Linked DNA regions of Homo sapiens: region 2 is linked to region 1. The links are chromatin loops, found by intact Hi-C in ENCODE. Cell type or tissue: CD14-positive monocyte. All regions are shown on one strand. Links, peaks and the distances in the headings refer to the core of each region. The heading gives the core; the rest is flanking DNA. Region 1 overlaps NFIX (nuclear factor I X). Region 2 overlaps PRDX2 (peroxiredoxin 2).

Region 1 (4,391 bases), core at 284-4,283:
CGGCGAGCAGGACGCCTACCTAAGCGCAGGTGGTGGCTTAGCGCGGCAGCGGCGGCTGCCTGGTCCTCCTCGCTCGGCTCCGGGGTCCCCTTTCTGCTCCACCCTCCGGCCCGGCCCCAGCAGGGCAGTCTGCATGAGGGGCAGGGGCAGGAACTGATGGGGCGGAGCGAGGGCACCTGCATGCAGGGCTGGGGGCGGGGGCGACCTGGGGCCCGACTCCCCTCCCTCGTGGCAGGAAGGAGGCCCTCCTGGCCTGCAGAGAGAGGGGAAAGGGGGCCTGTCCCAGGCTGGGACGAGGCCGTCGAGAGCATTCCGACTTTTTCCTACGGACTGTACAGAGGGGTCCAGGGCCCCAGGACTGCTCTTGCGGCTCAGGGTGGGGTGTCAGAACACCCTCCATTCTGGGACACGCAACTAGCTCCAGGGGTCACCCCCTGCCCGCCTGGGGGCTTTTAGCCCAAGGGTGGGGTGGGGTAAGTGGAGGCTGCTCTCCCCCTCCTGGTCGGGAGCAGCTGGGGGAAGAAGCTGGAGCCTTGGCAGAGAGGGAGGGAGGGAGGGAGGGAGGGAAGGGCGGAGTCTGGAGGGGAGAGCCTGAGGGATCTAAACCCCATCATCTTTACAAGCTGGCCCTCCAGGCTCCCTAGGGCAGCTCCGGCTGTGTGGAGGGTGGGGTTCCCCTAGGAAGGGGTGAGGGTGGAGGCCAGGCCCCTTCAGAATTGTGCTGGTTGCTTTGTTTGGGGACTTTGTTCCTTCCCCAGAAGGCCGGGGCGGGGTCAGGGGGAGGAAGGCAGTTCTGCATCCTTTCTTGCTTTCTGTCCTCTACTTGACAGAGTCCATGTCGCGTGTTTCTTTCTGCTTGGCTGCTGGTGCACAGCTCCACCGAGACCCCTTCCAAGGGCTCTCTGAGAACTGGGCTGCTTCTGGGGCCCGCGGGGGTCCCCGGGCTGGAGGAGAGAAGGGCTGAGTGGCTGACGACGTGTAATTTTTGCTTTTCGGTGGGGCTGGGCTGGGCTGGGGGATTTTTCCATTCTCAAAATTTCTTCTCCCCCCTTTCGAGGAACCTCTTCTTCTCATTTTGTTGTTTCTTTTGTCGATCTTATCAGAGGAACCAGGACTGAAACAGGATGAAAAAGAGGCGATACTGAGAACAGCTGGGGCAGGTCCCATCTCACTCCTACCTGGCCCAGTGACCTGGCCCCTCAAGGGTCCAGCTCCCAAAGAGCCAGGGTGCCGGGCAGCCACCACCCACCTTGTTCCCATGGAGAAGAAAGGGCATCCCCATTCTCTCCCTCCCTCCTGCGAGAACCCCGCCCCCTCAGAGACTCTGCCCCTAGTGCTAGAGTCCAGCTGGCCTTCCCGTGGGCACTGTGCCCAGCGGGTGGGACCCCCATGGCTGGCGCTGGCACAGGCCTGAGATCTGGCCATGTTTCCAATTGTTTAGGTTTTTGTGTGGGTCCTGGAGGGTGGGGAAGATGCCAGGCTGGGGCTTTTGTACCCAGAGGGGTTTTAGGAATGGGTTGGGGGTGGCCCAGCTTCTTGCTGAGTTTTCTTTCTGTCTCTTTGGATTAAAAGCAGAAATTCCCATCTATATACCCCAGCCAAGGTCCCACAGGCTGAAAGACTGGGGGCAGGGGAACCACACAGCTTCAGTCCCTAGTAGCGCCAGGCCTGGGGGAGGGGCCACGTAGCCCATGGTGCTGGATCCTCTACCCTCAGGGCACCAGACATTGAGGAAGGACTTGAGGCTCCCTGGGGTGAGCGTCATTTCCTTCATATCGCCAGCAGGGGGCGCTGCCTTCCCACAGACAGGGCCTTGTCTTGTCTGCCTGTGTCTGGTGGCTCAGCTCAGAGCACACCCAGGGCAGACCCCAAGGGTCTGGGCTGCTTGGCTACGCCCTCCATCCAAGGCTCCAGCCCCACCTCCTGGCAAAGTGGTGGGTCAGGGTCTACTGTGGTCTACTGGGCCTGGGTGCACCTGGTAGTACCGTTGGGGCAAAATGAGGGTCCCTGAAAATGCATCTTGGGACCTCTCCCAGGCTGTCACAGACTCTGGTCTGCAGGGGCCAGGCGGAGCCAACTACAGAGCACATACCAGGTCCTGGTTCACTCCACCCCTGCCCTGACCCCACCAGGAAGCTAGGCACAGAGGGGGTACGTGACCTGCCTGAGGCCACACAGCCCTCGGGCAACAGAGCCAGGGTTCAAATGTAAGGGGCAGTGCAGGCTGTGCTCCTAACTGCTGCCTGTGCTGCGAGCACGAGGAAGCAGGGTCTGTGGTGGCCAGAATGCCTGTGCCCTGCCTAGGGTCAGGGTGAGGGCCCAGGGCAGCTCATCTGCCAACTTTTCAAAAGAAGCCAGAAGCCCAAACAGAATTTCGTGTGAAAATTTCCAATATTTAAAACATTGCTTTGGTCAAACATTCTGCCTGCAGGCCAGACCTGCTCTCAGGCTCTGGTTTGGGACTGAGGATAGGGACACTGAGTTTCAGAAAGGGCCTTGGAGATCATCTAGCACTTTCTGTGACAATGGAAATGTTCTCATTTCCATTGCAGTAGCCACTAGCCACAAGTGGTTTCTAAGCACTTGAAATGTGGCTACTGTAACTGAGGAACTAAATTTTTCTTTAGTTAATAATTTAAATGTAAACAGCCACACGTGGCCCGTGGCTACCACAATGGACAGTGCAGATCAAGAGCATCTGGAAATGTGGCGGTTTGGGATTGCCACAATGAGCAGGCGCTGCTGGGTGGGCAGAAATGCTAAATTTCCTGTATGTGCTGGACAGTACGCACAAGAGACCTGCCCTCCCTCAGTGGGGCTCCTCGAGCACCTGCCCCAAGTCCAACCGGTCAATTGACTACAGGCCAAACAGAGGCTCATTGGGGCCTGGCGAGGCTAAGGCGGAAACCCAGGCCTGAGGCATCCCCAGAGTGGGTGGGGGAGAACCGGCCCGCAGCCAGCTCCTGGGCTTCTGGCCCAGGCCCGGGGGTGGGAAGCGCCTGGGCTGGGTGACCCCCACCTGCCACAGGCTTGGGCCTGTTCCCTGGGACCCCCTTCCCAAGGGGAGACTATACAGGAACCCTGTGCCATTGCCCCGAGGTTGAGGGGGAGGCTGACTCTGGTGGTAAGCCCACCCCTCTCCTCACCAGGCAAATGAGGCTTGTGGACAATAGGACAGGGAGGGCCCCACCTGCCCTATCTGCTCCTGGCAGATCATGCCAGGGCCTCACACTGGCCCCTTTGGGGTCTCCTGAGCTGTACAGTTGGGGACAACTGCCAATGCTCAGACTGGGGGGTCCTCCTCAGGGAAGGAAGACTCTGGTTCCAGGTCTGGAGTTAGGGACAAAGGCTGCCCCAAGGGGGCTCCCCGGCACCTCCCCACAGGTCCCAGAAATGGGGGATCTGCTGCCAAGCACAGAGTGGCTTTCTCTGCTCACCCCTCCCTACTTCCTGAGCCAGGTCCAAAATTGATTAAAACTAAGTAAAAAGCGCTGCCCAGGGAATGACAAAATTGCTAAAATTCTCTTTTCTTCCCTCATTCTATTGTTCTCTCTCCATCTGGTGCTCCAGAGATCAGCTAAAGTCACTGGTTACTGTGGAAACCACCCCCGGCTGTACCCCCTGCGCCCGCCCGTTGCAGCCGCCTGCCTGCCCCCAGGCCCGAGGGCTCCAGCTCCGCTTGTCCAGCTTCCGCTCCCCCAACCACTCCCAGACACACCTGCCTGCTCAGGGGCCCTGGACCCCCGCTGGGACTCCTTCCTCCTACCTCCTGGAGCCTAAGACACAGGGAACATGGGGGGAGACAAACTTTCCCTAAACTCTGACTTGGCCCCCAAACGTCCAAGCAAAGTGAGCAAAGAAAGTAAAGGAGGCAGCGGAAACAGGGTTAGCAGGGACGGCTCGTGGCAGTGGTCCTCGGAGCGCACGACCGCAGAGCTGTGAGCAGCCCAGGCAGGCAGCAGGAGGGAGGGAGCGATGGAACCCTGAAGCCTGGTGCCAGCCCAGAGCTGGGAGGGGAGGCCCGCCTGCTGTCCCTTCCTCTCGCACCCCCTCCCGCCTCTGCCAGCAGGGCTCTCTCGGCCTCCCTGGCACAGAGCAGAGGGGGCTGGCTCCAGCCCCTGCTCGGAGCCATTGTTTTTCTTCTCAGCACCCCCAAGTTCAAGTTCATCTGGGTGTTACATCATGTCTGGTTGCTCCTGGAAACCAGACGGGTCAGACGTGACTCTGGGGAAAGGGGGTGGGAAGCTGGAGGGGGTTGAAGTTCTCTTCCCCTCCCCTCCTTGCCACTAGGGAGCTCTGAAGTTTGAAGTTTGACAAAGTTTTTTGGCTTTTTTTTTTTTTTTTTTTTGAGGGAAGGAAAGGAAAAGAAAAAAAAAAAAACAATCTCAAAC
Region 2 (4,358 bases), core at 280-4,279, 300 kb after region 1:
GCCTATAGTCCCAGCTACTCAAGAGGCTGAGGCTGGAGGATCACTTGAGCCTGGGAGGTCAAGGCTGCAGTAAGCTGTGATCGCACCACTGCACTCCAGCCTGGGTGACACAGCAAGACCCTGTCTCAAAAAAACAAACAAACAGGCCGAGCGCGGTGGCTCACGCCTGTAATCCCAGCACTTTGGGAGGCCGAGGCGGGCAGATCATGAGGTCAGGAGTTTGAGACCAGCCTGGCCAACATAGTGAAACCGCGTCTCTGCTAAAAATACAAAAAAATTAGCTGGGTGCGGTGGCAGGTGCCTGTAATCCCAGCTACTTGGGAGGCTGAGGCAGGAGACTCCCTTGAACCCGGGAGGAGGTTGCAGTAAGCCGAGATCACACCACTGCACTCCAGCCTGGGCGCCAGTGTGAGACTCCATCTCAAAAACAACAACAACAAAAAAACCTGTAGGGGTGGGGCAGAGGGACAAAGATGGGACTAAAGGAGCCAAAAAGACAGGAAGATGCTGTGTCTCATGCCTGTAGATGCTGTGTCTCATGCCTGTAGTTCCACCTACTCTGGAGAGTGAGGCAGAAGATTGCTTAGGCCCAGGAATTTGAGTCGAGCCTAGGCAACATAGCAATACCCCATCTCTTTTTTTTTTTTTTTAAGAGATGGGGTATTGGTTAAAAAAAAAAAAAAAAAAAAAGAGGCCAGATGCAGTGGCTCACACCTGTAATCCCAGCATTTTGGGAGGCCTAGGTGGGTGGATCACCTGAGGTCGGGAGTTCGAGACAAGCTTGACCGACATGGAGAAACCCAGTCTCTACTAAAAATACAAAATTAGCCCAGCCTGGTGGTGCATGCCTGTAATCCCAGCTACTTGGGAGGCTGAGGCAAGAGAATCGTTTGAAGCTGAGAGGCGGAGGTTGCAGTGAGCTGAGATCGTGCCATTGCACTCCAGCCTGGGCAACGAGTGAAGCGAAACTCCGTCTCAAAAAATAAAAAAAAAAAAGAGGCCGGGCACGGTGGCTCATGCCTGTAATCCCACCACTTTGGGAGGCTGAGGCGGGCGGATCAAGAGGTCAGGAGATCGAGACCATCCTAGCTAACGCGGTGAAACCCTGTCTCTACTAAAAATACAAAAAAATTAGTCGGGCGTGGTGGCGGGCGCCTGTAGTCCCAGCTACTCTGGCGGCTGAGGTAGGAGAATGGCGTGAACCTGGGAGGCGGAGCTTGCAGTGAGCAGAGATCGTGCCACTGCACTCCAGCCTGGGCAACAGAGCAAGACTCCATCTTAAAAAAAAAGAAAAGAAAAAAAGAAGAAAAAGGAGAGCTGGGTGGCAAAAAGAAATTGAAGAATTAAGAGTAGGAAAAACACCAGCTAGAAAATACTGAACTTGGCCAGGTGTAGTGGCTCACGCCTGTAATCCTAGCATTTTGGGAGGCCAAGGTGGGTGGATCACCTGAAGTCAGGAGTTCGAGATCAGCCTGACCAATATGGTGAAACCCTGTCTCTGCTAAAAGTACCAAAAAATTAGCAGGGTGTGGTGGCGGGCACTTGTAGTCCCAGCTACTCAGGAGGCTAAGGCAGGAGAATCACTTGAACGCGGGAGGCAGAGGTTGCAATGAGCCGAGATCACGCCATTGCACTCCAGCCTGGGCAACAGAGGAGGACTCTGTCTCAAAAAAAAAAAAAAAAAAAGAAAGAAAGAAAAAAGAAGAAAAGAAAAAGAGAAAATACTGAACTTGGCTAGGCATGGTGGCTCACACCTGTAATCCCAGCACTTTGGGAGGCCAAGACGGGCAGATGACTTGAGGTCAGGAGTTCGAGACAAGCGTGACTAACATGGTCTCTACCAAAAATACAAAAATTAGCCAGGCGTGGTGGTGCACCTCTGTAATTCCAGCTAGGGAGTCTGGGGCATGAGAATCGCTTGAACCCAGGAGGGAGAGGTTGCATGAGCTCAGATCATGCTACTGTACTTCAGCCTGGGCAACAGAGCAAGACTCTGTCTGAAAAAAAAAAAAAAGAAAAAATACTGAACTGGGCTTGGAGGGTTTATCTTAATATCCACATTCCTGGGCCTGGACCACTTGCTTCCAGCATTTTCTTCTGCAACACAGGCCCTTGCTTTGCTTCACCTTGAACCTGGGGCTGTAGCCTTCATGTGCATCCTTGTGTCTTCCCACAGTTTGTCCCGCTGGCTGGAAGCCTGGCAGTGACACGATTAAGCCCAACGTGGATGACAGCAAGGAATATTTCTCCAAACACAATTAGGCTGGCTAACGGATAGTGAGCTTGTGCCCCTGCCTAGGTGCCTGTGCTGGGTGTCCACCTGTGCCCCCACCTGGGTGCCCTATGCTGACCCAGGAAAGGCCAGACCTGCCCCTCCAAACTCCACAGTATGGGACCCTGGAGGGCTAGGCCAAGGCCTTCTCATGCCTCCACCTAGAAGCTGAATAGTGACGCCCTCCCCCAAGCCCACCCAGCCGCACACAGGCCTAGAGGTAACCAATAAAGTATTAGGGAAAGGTGTGAGTCTGTGTTGGTGTGCTCTGTCCTTTCGTCCTCCCCTGCAACCCCCTTCCTTCTTCAGGCTCAGGCTTGGGAAACTGACCCTGTGGTTGCTCATCTTCGCCACACGGTGGCGGTCTTATCACATGCTTAGTGCCTGCTCTTTTCCTGCTTGCGCTCAAGGCGGTTTCGGAGGGGTAGGGTATGCCGTTTGTCCCTTGCAAATCCCAGGATGCCCTACATCCAGAAATCTGGCCATGCAAGGCAAAGCCCACATTTTGTCACCAGCCAGCCTGGGTTCAAATGCCGTTTAAGAGCTGTGATCGTCTCTGGGTCTCTTCAGCAGTAAAATGGGACTGCAAACCCAGATCACCATGCACGTGGTAAAATTTGTAGGAGATAAGTTATGTGAAGCTCGGGGCTGAGGCCCCTGTGTAGGGCCCAGTTCCTAGTTCCTAAGACGGCTTCCTCGAGCTGAAAGGAACCCAGCCCAGTGTAGTCTTATGGGGAAGAGGGTGGGGACCCAGTCTTAAGAGCAGAACCAAGAATGAGAGCCTGAGCTACGTGCAGAGTGCAGAGTCCCTGCTGTGAGCTCTGCCCCACCCCAGGCTGGAAAGGTTGCCTGTCTGCCCCTGGGGTGGGAGGGTGGCAGTTAGGCTAGAAGGCAGGTATTAGCAGCAAGGCAGGGTTCCCAGGGGTGCAGTTTAATATTGTGTGCGTTCAGGAAAGTAGTTTTGCTACTCTATGCCCCAATTTCCTCCTACAGAACAGGGCTAATATGCTCATTTAATCCACAGATCCACTATTAATGCTGGTACCCACCTAATACCCTCTAAGGGTCACTCATCTCCCTTGGAATTTAATCTACACTCCTCCCCAAGGCCCCTGCTCAGTCTCCCTTGACATCTGCCCTGTTGTGGTTCACTCCATTCCAGACAGGCTGGCTTCCTGCTGTTCTTTCACAGGCTCACCTGGCTACATGAATTTTGCCATTTAAGAGCTGCTCCCAAGGCCGGGCGCAGTGGCTCACGCCTGTAATCCCAGCACTTTGGGAGGCCGAGACGGGCGGATCACGAGGTCAGGACATCGAGACCATCCTGGCTAATACAGTGAAACCCCCTCTCTACTAAAAATACAAAAAATTAGCCAGGCATGTTGGCAGGTGCCTGTAGTCCCAGCTACTTGGGAGGCTGAGGCAGGAGAATGGCGTGAACCCGGGAGGCAGAGCTTGCAGTGAGCCGAGATCGTGCCACTGCACTCTAGCCTGGGCAACAGAGCGAGACTCCGTCTCAAAAAAAAAAAAAAAAAAAGCTGCTCCCAGTTGAGCGGGGTGGCTCAGGCCTGTAATCCCAGCACTTTGGGAGGCCCAGGCAGGCGGATCACCTGAGGTCAGGGGTTCGAGACCAGCCTGGCCAACATGGTGAAACCCTGTTTCTACTAAAAATACAAAAATTAGCCTGGCATGGTGATGCACGCCTGTAGACCCAGCTACTTGGGAGGCCAAGCAGGAGAATCGCTTGAATCCTGTGGGTGGAGGTTGCGGTAAACTGAGATCGAGCCACTGCACTCCAGCCTGCCTGGGTGACAGAGGGAGACTCCATCTAAAAAACACAAACAAACAAACAAAAAACTGTTACCTCTGATGCTGTTGTTACCCAGGATTTTCTCAGGACCCCACTTCTTCAAATCTGTTGAAAAGTCATGGCCAGGCACGATGGCTCACGCCTGTAATCCCAGCATTTTGGAGGCCGAGGCTGGCAGATGACCTCAAGTCAGGAGTTCAAGACCAGCCTGGCCAACGTGCTGATACCCAGTCTCTACTAAAGATACAAAATTAGCAGGGCGTGGTGGCAGGCACC

What was found. Peaks named below come from ENCODE experiments on the same cell type or tissue, not always from the same donor. Only the 100,000 strongest peaks of a DNase experiment are listed, where the experiment ranks them.
Region 2: a loop joins it to region 1, with 2.6 times the contacts of the local background. A loop is called at or near these places in 4 of 110 quality-filtered maps.

What each region holds. Positions count from the first base shown.
Region 1 is chr19:13,091,358-13,095,748 of GRCh38, reverse strand. NFIX (nuclear factor I X) reads right to left here. Exons shown (of 11, transcript NM_001365902.3): 11 at 1-1,114. The coding sequence ends at 1,100. Among named protein-coding and RNA genes, the nearest start is that of LYL1, 9.3 kb to the left of the region's middle. RefSeq lists a silencer at 142-231. In CD14-positive monocyte, for the core only: CTCF peaks have their summits at 1,586 and 1,788 (motif pointing right); DNase peaks (open chromatin) are centred at 728 and 1,768; H3K4me3 peaks cover 1,515 bases; H3K27ac peaks cover 779 bases.
Region 2 is chr19:12,794,985-12,799,342 of GRCh38, reverse strand. PRDX2 (peroxiredoxin 2) reads left to right here. Exons shown (of 6, transcript NM_005809.6): 6 at 2,177-2,520. The coding sequence ends at 2,262. Among named protein-coding and RNA genes, the nearest start is that of PRDX2, 4.6 kb to the left of the region's middle. RefSeq lists an enhancer at 2,715-3,124. In CD14-positive monocyte, for the core only: CTCF peaks have their summits at 2,428 and 2,632 (motif pointing right); DNase peaks (open chromatin) are centred at 2,642 and 2,982; H3K4me3 peaks cover 2,040 bases; H3K27ac peaks cover 1,470 bases.